Regions from separate parts of the Mus musculus genome. Here all the other regions are linked to region 2. A link is a loop called in an ENCODE intact Hi-C map of the cell type or tissue named here. Cell type or tissue: heart. All regions are shown on one strand.

The links. Hi-C counts contacts between places; a loop is a spot of excess contacts. Peaks named below come from ENCODE experiments on the same cell type or tissue, not always from the same donor. Only the 100,000 strongest peaks of a DNase experiment are listed, where the experiment ranks them.
Region 1: it touches region 2 in a loop (7-fold over the local background); 33 of 42 quality-filtered maps call a loop at or near these places.
Region 3: a loop joins it to region 2, with 2.2 times the contacts of the local background. A loop is called at or near these places in 2 of 42 quality-filtered maps.

What each region holds. Positions count from the first base shown.
Region 1 is chr2:106,954,125-106,956,624 of GRCm38, forward strand. It overlaps Gm39902 (a long non-coding RNA gene), which reads left to right and starts at 1,657. Exons shown (of 2, transcript XR_866636.2): 1 at 1,657-1,963. In heart, no CTCF peak of the experiment used is centred here; no DNase peak of the experiment used is centred here; H3K27ac peaks cover 422 bases; H3K27me3 peaks cover 99 bases.
Region 2 is chr2:106,429,919-106,432,418 of GRCm38, forward strand. It overlaps Gm36036 (a long non-coding RNA gene), which reads left to right. Exons shown (of 4, transcript XR_374852.4): 4 at 1-378. Among named protein-coding and RNA genes, the nearest start is that of Gm46755, 1.9 kb to the left of the region's middle. In heart, a CTCF peak has its summit at 1,301 (motif pointing right); no DNase peak of the experiment used is centred here; H3K4me3 peaks cover 1,049 bases; H3K27ac peaks cover 1,148 bases.
Region 3 is chr2:106,649,385-106,651,884 of GRCm38, forward strand. It overlaps BB218582 (expressed sequence BB218582), which reads right to left and starts at 980. Exons shown (of 7, transcript NR_137201.1): 1 at 910-980. In heart, no CTCF peak of the experiment used is centred here; a DNase peak (open chromatin) is centred at 1,027; H3K4me3 peaks cover 1,658 bases; H3K27ac peaks cover 1,746 bases.

The DNA.
Region 1 (2,500 bases), 520 kb after region 2:
CCAAAGTTACAACAGCACAGGGAGAGGTGAAGAACACCATAGCTGGCCCCTTTGGAAAGGGCTGCCTTCCCTTCCCGGCTCAGGCTCTTCTGCCTTCCAGGAAGCAGGCGGCATGACGAAGGAAAGCAAGCACTGTGTCCCACTTCCAAGGAACCTGTCTTGGCTGCACAAAGGCACCCACTTTCCCTTCTGCCCCAGCAGGGCCCAGGCTGCAGGGGACACTGCCCTCCCTAAGACTGCAGTGAGCTGCAGCGGGCAGACAGCCCATCCGCTAGAGAAAACAAAAGAGAGTAGCACCACTCTTCCTTTTATTTTCTTTGTTTCCCCAAACCACAGTCACTTCTGGTCAAACCCACTTTTCCTACTCAAAGGAAGGGGTCAACTTCTTTATCAGGGATGGAGGGCAGGGGTTGGGGGTTGGGGCAGAGAAAAGAGACTGGAGGTGTGTGTACCCACAGGATCCCACAGTCTGGTTCATCTCTGGATCTTTTTTTTTTCTCTCCTAAATCTGACTGAGTTTAACACCTTTTAAAGGTTTTCACTCAACAACATTATGTTTACTGTGGTGGGCAGTGAAGTGACCAAGACACACTTTAAAGGACAGTGCTATTTAACTTTGCTTAGGATGGCATCATATTCAAAACTTTAAAATATCACCTATATTAATTTCCTCAGATCATAGAAACACCAAATTCTTAAGTAATGGCATTCTAAAATGCTCGGAGTGAAGTCTCTAGGTTAAAAAAAAAAGTTATATGACTTTTGTGCATAAGTTCTCTGTATAAGGTTGTCAATTTAGGAAACTTGATAGCCAGGTAACTTGAATTTTAGATAAACATAACCTTTTCAGCTTTATCATTGTACGTGAATCTAAAAATTGCTTGACACAATTGAGAAAATTCTGTTAGTTAATGAAGTTCACATTTAACCGAGGGTTCTGTATTTGACCTGGAAATTCTATTTCTACTGAACAGGAGTTTCCAGTTTACTGAGTACCTGCTTTTGTTCCCTCTTGGGATCACATTTCTCCTCCACGCTGTCTCTGCAGTGAAGCTATTGCTAGTTACACTGTGCAAGCAAGACATTTGGGACCTCTGGAAACCAAGTAAGTTGTCTGAAGTCAAAGCCCAGAGTTATAGATGCAGTGTTCAAATTCAGGCTCATCCGATGCCATGCCGAGGTGCAGGCTCTGTCCTCTGGGACAGTAGCTGTCCGCCTCCCTAATGCTGAATGCTGCAACCTTTTAATACAGTTCCTCATGTTGTGGTGACCGCTACCGCCCCCCCCCCCCCCCGTCATAAAATTATTTTTGTTGCTACTTCAAAAATACCTGTAATTTTGCTACTGTTATAAATTGCAATGTAACTATTTTCTGGAGCTAGAGGTATACCCAAGGTCACGACCTACAGGTTGAGAAGAGCTGTTTTAGAGGATTCCTCCTTAAACAATGAATTGGTTCTGGCTTCAGTTGAATATTTGGCATTTCTAGTTGGAAGAGCAGCTCATGGAGAAATGATGTAGGCGAATAAAAGCACCCTTCTCCTTTTCCACATAACATCTAGAAGGAACACCGGTCCCTCTAAAACATTTAAAGGAAATGACATTCTGACTCTCCAAAAGAAATTACTTTTCTAAATCCATACTTTGCCAAAATGGTGTAGGTTTGTAACGAAACATCGCCCTCTACTGGAAAGGTTAGCACTCTGCAACCGTGATAGATTTAAAGCAGAACAAAAATTTAAAAAATGGTCAGTTCATGCTGAATAATGACTGTCGTGTATTCTTTGGCGTGAGTCCTCGGGGAAAGCAGAGAAACAGAACTTTCCACTTACTTATGTGGTGGTGGATAAATGACGAGAAGAGAAAGAAGCACAGGGCTGACCGGAAGCAATCCTACCTTGGGAATACTTAAGTCACCGGAATGAAATAGCTCCAACAAGTACAAAGAACTTCCACATATAGGGTGAGTGAAGAAAGAACACAGTCTGTGTTGTTGAACAGTGGTGCTGTGGAGCAAAACAAGCCGCGTTTGATTGCCTTCTTTTTAAATTGTAATCCAGATGGCCCTTGGCAAGTTCTCTCTGTCTCTGTCTCTCTGTCTCTCTGTCTCTCTCTGTGTCTCTGTCTCTGTCTCTGTCTCTGTCTCTCTCTCTCTCTCTCTCTCTCTCTCTCTCTGTCTTACTTGGCTTGCAACTCACCAAAACGGGCTGGCTGGCAGCACCCTCCATCTGTCTCCTCCTCGGCGCTGGGATTAGAAGTGGGCAGTACTACACTGGGCTTTATAGTTTACTTATTTAATGTGGGCCCTGGCTATCAAATTCAGGTCCTTGTGCTTACATGGACAGCACTTTTATTGATTCTTTGGTCTTCTCCAAAGTCCGTGGACCTTGGTTTCCCTGTCTGAAAAGCTGTTACTGTGAAAGTAGACACTGCGAGGGTGGGCGGGTGGGGATCCGCTGCTGTGCTGTAGGCTCACATCCTTTCCTCAGACTCACGTGGG
Region 2 (2,500 bases):
ATTAACTCCATGTTACTCGAAGCCATGGTGCTCTTGGGTTTTTGTCAAATAGTTTGTAAGTCTTGCTGATACCTGACTAAGGGTGCCAAGAAAGCTACAGGAGAGTTGGTATGTGTCTGAGAGTCTAGTTCATTTAGTGCCTTAAATTAAACTGTAGACTCAGCCCAGTCCCTACCACCTGGCCCTACTGAATCAACCCTGGGGGACCTGCTGAATTGGGATGTGCACTGACTTTCCTGTTTAGTAGACATAGATACTTTCAGATGACCCCAGTTTGGTTTGTTTGTTTGTTTGGTTGGTTGGTTTTTCATGGCTTTGTGGAAAATGATTGGAATCGTTCATGGAAAATGACCACCTCTCTATCTAATTGCAGATGTGACTAAAATATTCTCTTAGAGGAGAGAGAAAGAATGCTTGCTAACTAAGATTCCTAAATCAAATTGTTTTGCCACATTTATTTACAATTCTGTGACAGTTCTGGAAAGTGGGGGCATGCCCACCCCCACCCCCACAGCAGAGTATAACAAAACACTCAGGTTGGTTTTGTTGTTGTTGTTGTTGTTGTTTTGTTTTGTTTTTCGAGACAGGGTTTCTCTGTATAGCCCTGGCTGTCCTGGAACTCACTTTGTAGACCAGGCTGGCCTCGAACTCAGAAATCCGCCTGCCTCTGCCTCCCGAGTGCTGGGATTAAAGGCATGTGCCACCATGCCCGGCAACACTCAGGTTTATTATGCCCGCCACAGAAAACGGAGTCAGAGAAAAGCCAGTGCGAAGCATTCTGAGGTGGTTCCTCTCTCTCTGCTTCCGCAGGGCCTGATCTTTGCAGTGCGGCTCATGAGTGAGCCTCATTCTGTGGGTTCTCTGCTTACGGAGGAGGGTCCAACGACAGTGTGGGAAAGTCAGCCTTTACTACACATTGATGTGCATTTAATTTACCGAAGACTCAAAGGGGTTTGAAGGATATCTTTTTAAACTGTCATCTGCTTTGAATTCTCAAATCTTGGTTTTCTATTTACTTCAAGTCGTGATCACTTTAGAAAAAAACCAAGCTAAAACAGTTTCTCTTTCCAATGACACCCACTGTAACTCACAATTTTCTGATGTCCTTTTAACTCTCCCTTGGCATAATATTTAAAGATAATTACAAATTTCAGTCCCCTGCAAGCTGAACCTATGCCAGACAAATAATGTGCTTTTCAACAAAGCGATTCTACTGGCTAAGCTTTGTCACTTGGACCTTAAGTTACAAGGAAGGAGATGCCAGGATCAGTTGTTTTTTTCCCTGCGCACTCCATATAGCCCACTAGGTGGCGTCTCAGCACACAGAAAGCCAGATCTGTATGCTAGCGGTCAACCCACTACATGATTTTAAAAATGGGTTTTAAATTGCATTGAACTATATAGTTGTAATGGTGTTGAAACTCTCAGCATTTGTGAACTGGAAAATTTGCTGGTGAAGTGGCTGCATTGCTGTATTAGATAAGAGATGCGCTAATAGAATCCCGCTGCTCTTTCTGATAGAGTACGGTTCCTAAATTGTATCCCGAGATAGAAACACTGGTGTAGTGGCACCCCGTCAGGTAGATCCAGTTGCTGGTGTGGCTGATGAGAAGAAATAAACCACTAGAAAATGTGGCACAAAGGGCATCTAAAATCTTAACGGACACTGAGCGTCATTCCGGGCCAGATTCAGAAACACAAGGAGACCTTTGTCTTAGCCTGTTTTTGTGCTGCTAAAACAGAATATCACAGGCTGGGTAATTTATAATGATCAGAAATTTATTAGAATGGAGATTTATTGGCTCACAGGTTTGCAGGCAGGGAAGTCCAATAGAAAGGTGTCAGTATCTGGCAAGGGCCTTTAATCTGTGCCGTTACATAGAAGACGGTGGGTGGGAGGGAGGGAGAGGCAAGAAGCCGCAACTTGACTGCCTTTTGGAAAGTGTGGGAAGTGCTAGGGTCTGGTGCATCTTAGTCCAGAGCACTGTGACAGAATTGTACCGCCAAACTTAAAAAGTTATCCTTTCAGATGACAGTGTCAAGAGTCTCATCCTGGAGGGAGGAGGAGTCTCCCTTCCCAGTGTGCAATTTCAGAGTTTCCCCAGTTACAGACATCCAGACAACCCCCTGTACCACCCCCCCACCCCCCCACCCCCGTCCCGTCCCGTGTCCTCTTCCAGCTCCAGAGTTTCTGGTTTCAGGAAATGCAAATAGTCTGGGAGAAGAGGGAAGTGGTCCCAGAATAAAGCTGGCGCGGTGGGTACATATCTATTAAAGGAAACTGATACAAGCTCTCTTCTCCACCTTAGCTCCCTCTGGCTTTCCTGTGGTTTTAAAACTTGCCTTTTCCATTTGGATTTCTAGGCTCATCTCTGGCCTGTCTAATGCTAGCAAGAATTCTGCTAAGGCAGTTTAGATAGTGTCCATCTGATTACCTGCTGTTTCTGATGAGGAGATGTTGAGTTGGGTTAAGTTTCTTCCTCATCCCTCCTGTTTCCTC
Region 3 (2,500 bases), 220 kb after region 2:
CTTCTCAGATGGAAACACCTTATCCCTTTTTTCTCTCCTGATAATCTAGACCTCCAGTTACAAATGGAGGCCCCTAAATATTTGAGAGGATGCACTTTCCTTACATTCTAAACTTCACTTTACCCTCCTCCTGTGGGGCTGTAGGGGACAACAGGGAGACACTATACTACCTTCTGATTTTTAAATAGTGCTGAGGCTGTGGGGTATCACACATTTCTGCTTTTGATATTAACCTGACAGTAGCTAGGAATTCATGATTATCTTAGTGTAAGAGAGAAACCTTCTCATAAATTTAAAAAGTAAAAGTAAATAAATTATCCCCACTCGATGCAGGCTAACACCAGTAGATTACCTTGAAGAAACTTCGAGATTGTCATAGGGCGGAATTCACACACACACACACACACACACACACACACACACACACACACACCCTTATTTTAAGCTAGGGTCTTAAGTCTGAGCCACCACCGCCTTGGAATGTGACAGTCTCTCCTCATGTGGTCTAAGCTACCGACTGCTGTTGCGTGGGATCTTTCCCTCTGCCTTGGTAAAGCCTGTTTGAACTAGCCTGTGTTTGGAGGCAGAAGTTCTTTGGTAAAACGTATCATTATTTACGTACAAGAAAGCGATACGTTGTCTCTTAAATTAATTAGAAAGTGGTCTGAAAAGGATTTTTTTTTAAATCAACAAAAACCAGAAATCTTCGGGTAAAGAGGGAAAGAAGGAAGAAAAGGTTCAAATACAAAGCTGATTGTTTGCAGAGAGCCTGCCGCTCCTTTTGTGCCTAACTGAACCACGCCAGGAGCCCTCTTGAATCTCTACAAGAATACAGTTTCAGATCATCTGCATTCAGGGCCAGAGTCATGGCCCTGGAACCGATAATTGCCTCTGACAGGATTTAATTACCTTCTCCAGGACCTTTTCTCTGTTTGATTGGAGACCACCCCCTGCCTCCGATCAAATCAGACAGTAATAACACGCTGAAGCGCAGCAGCCAATCACGAGTCAAGTCTGAACAGTGACCTTGCTGAGCCGAAGCTGATTGGTGGTGTCAGCCTTGTCAACGGTGTCAGTGAACCATCAGACAAGAGCGAGCGAGGGGGGAGCGCAGGAGAGCCTGGGAGATAAGAGGCCCGCATTAACGCTAATGGAGGCTGTCAGCATTCAAGGCTCCAGGCCTCCTTGCTGGCGGCCTTGCACAAAAAAAAAAAAAAAAAACAAAAACAAAAAACAAAAATATGGAAGAACTCACACAAGTCTAAAATACTCAGAAGAGGAACGAACGCGTTCGTTTCTCCAGTGTGGGGAAATCTATTCAAGGTATAATTCACATGCAATTCAGATAAAATGACAGATACAGGCACAGTGTGTGACAGAATAATTTTTTATGAAAAGAAAAAAGGTCCCACAGAACAACTAAATGTATTTGGGGCTGCTAGGGACTGAGGCGGGGCCGTGGGGCGGAGGGCGGGGGGTGGGACTATGGGACTTTTTCATTTTTAACTATAGGACTGAGAGACATGGGTGTGTAAGAGGCATTACAAAATTCTGCATTTAATACCAAGCTGACTTACTTGCTGTATTATTTATGACTGTTGTAGTGTGAGATATAAGCCTACGCATGATCTTAAGGAGGACGAATACATTCATTAAATGGCCAACTTTTATGTATCTATCATTTTAAGACTGTTTATAGTTATGCATAATTCTAATGACTTGTATATATGTATATATCCCCACGAAGACATAAAACTTGGCTCACCTCTGTTCCTTTTGTAAATCTGGTTATCCCCCCAAAACAACATCAGGACATCGTGAACTCAAATAGACAAAAAAATGTTTCCAAGCAGCTGAGCCTTGGAGGAAAACACTGTATCATTAGGTCTGTACTAATTTAGAATTTAATTTATTCATTACATTTTTCTATAAACTAAGTAATCTTCCTTGTTACATTTATTTTGTTTATGACTCATTTACCTCCTTCCAACTCCAGCAAGAACTATGAAAACAAATTTACAGGAGCTCGTTGGATATTTATTAAAGAGTCATCTTCAGCTACACTTAGTAGAAATGAAGGATTTACTACTTGTATGCAGCACACCTTTTAAATAAACCTTTTAAGAAAGTTTGGTCACATCCAATTCTCTCTCAAAAAAAAAAAAAAAAAAGAGTTTTTTATGACTCTGTACTGTAGCCAAATTCTCTGTTACTTTTAAAATAATGTCAACTCCCGCCAGTGTAAGGTCAGCTCCTCTGTCATCTACATTGAGAGATATCTTTGTACCATGTCCTGCATGGTGGTGGACTTCCATGGAAATAGCCCCTGCGGAAGATTAGTGGTTTGTTTTTTTATTCCTCTTTATTTTTTATCCACCTACTCACCAAGAAAGGCATATTTAAATAAAGGGTTTCCTTCAAATCTATGACTCTTCTCTGTGGTAGTCATGAATGTAAAAGACCATTTAATTAATGTATAAATAAATCATGTTTTTATATT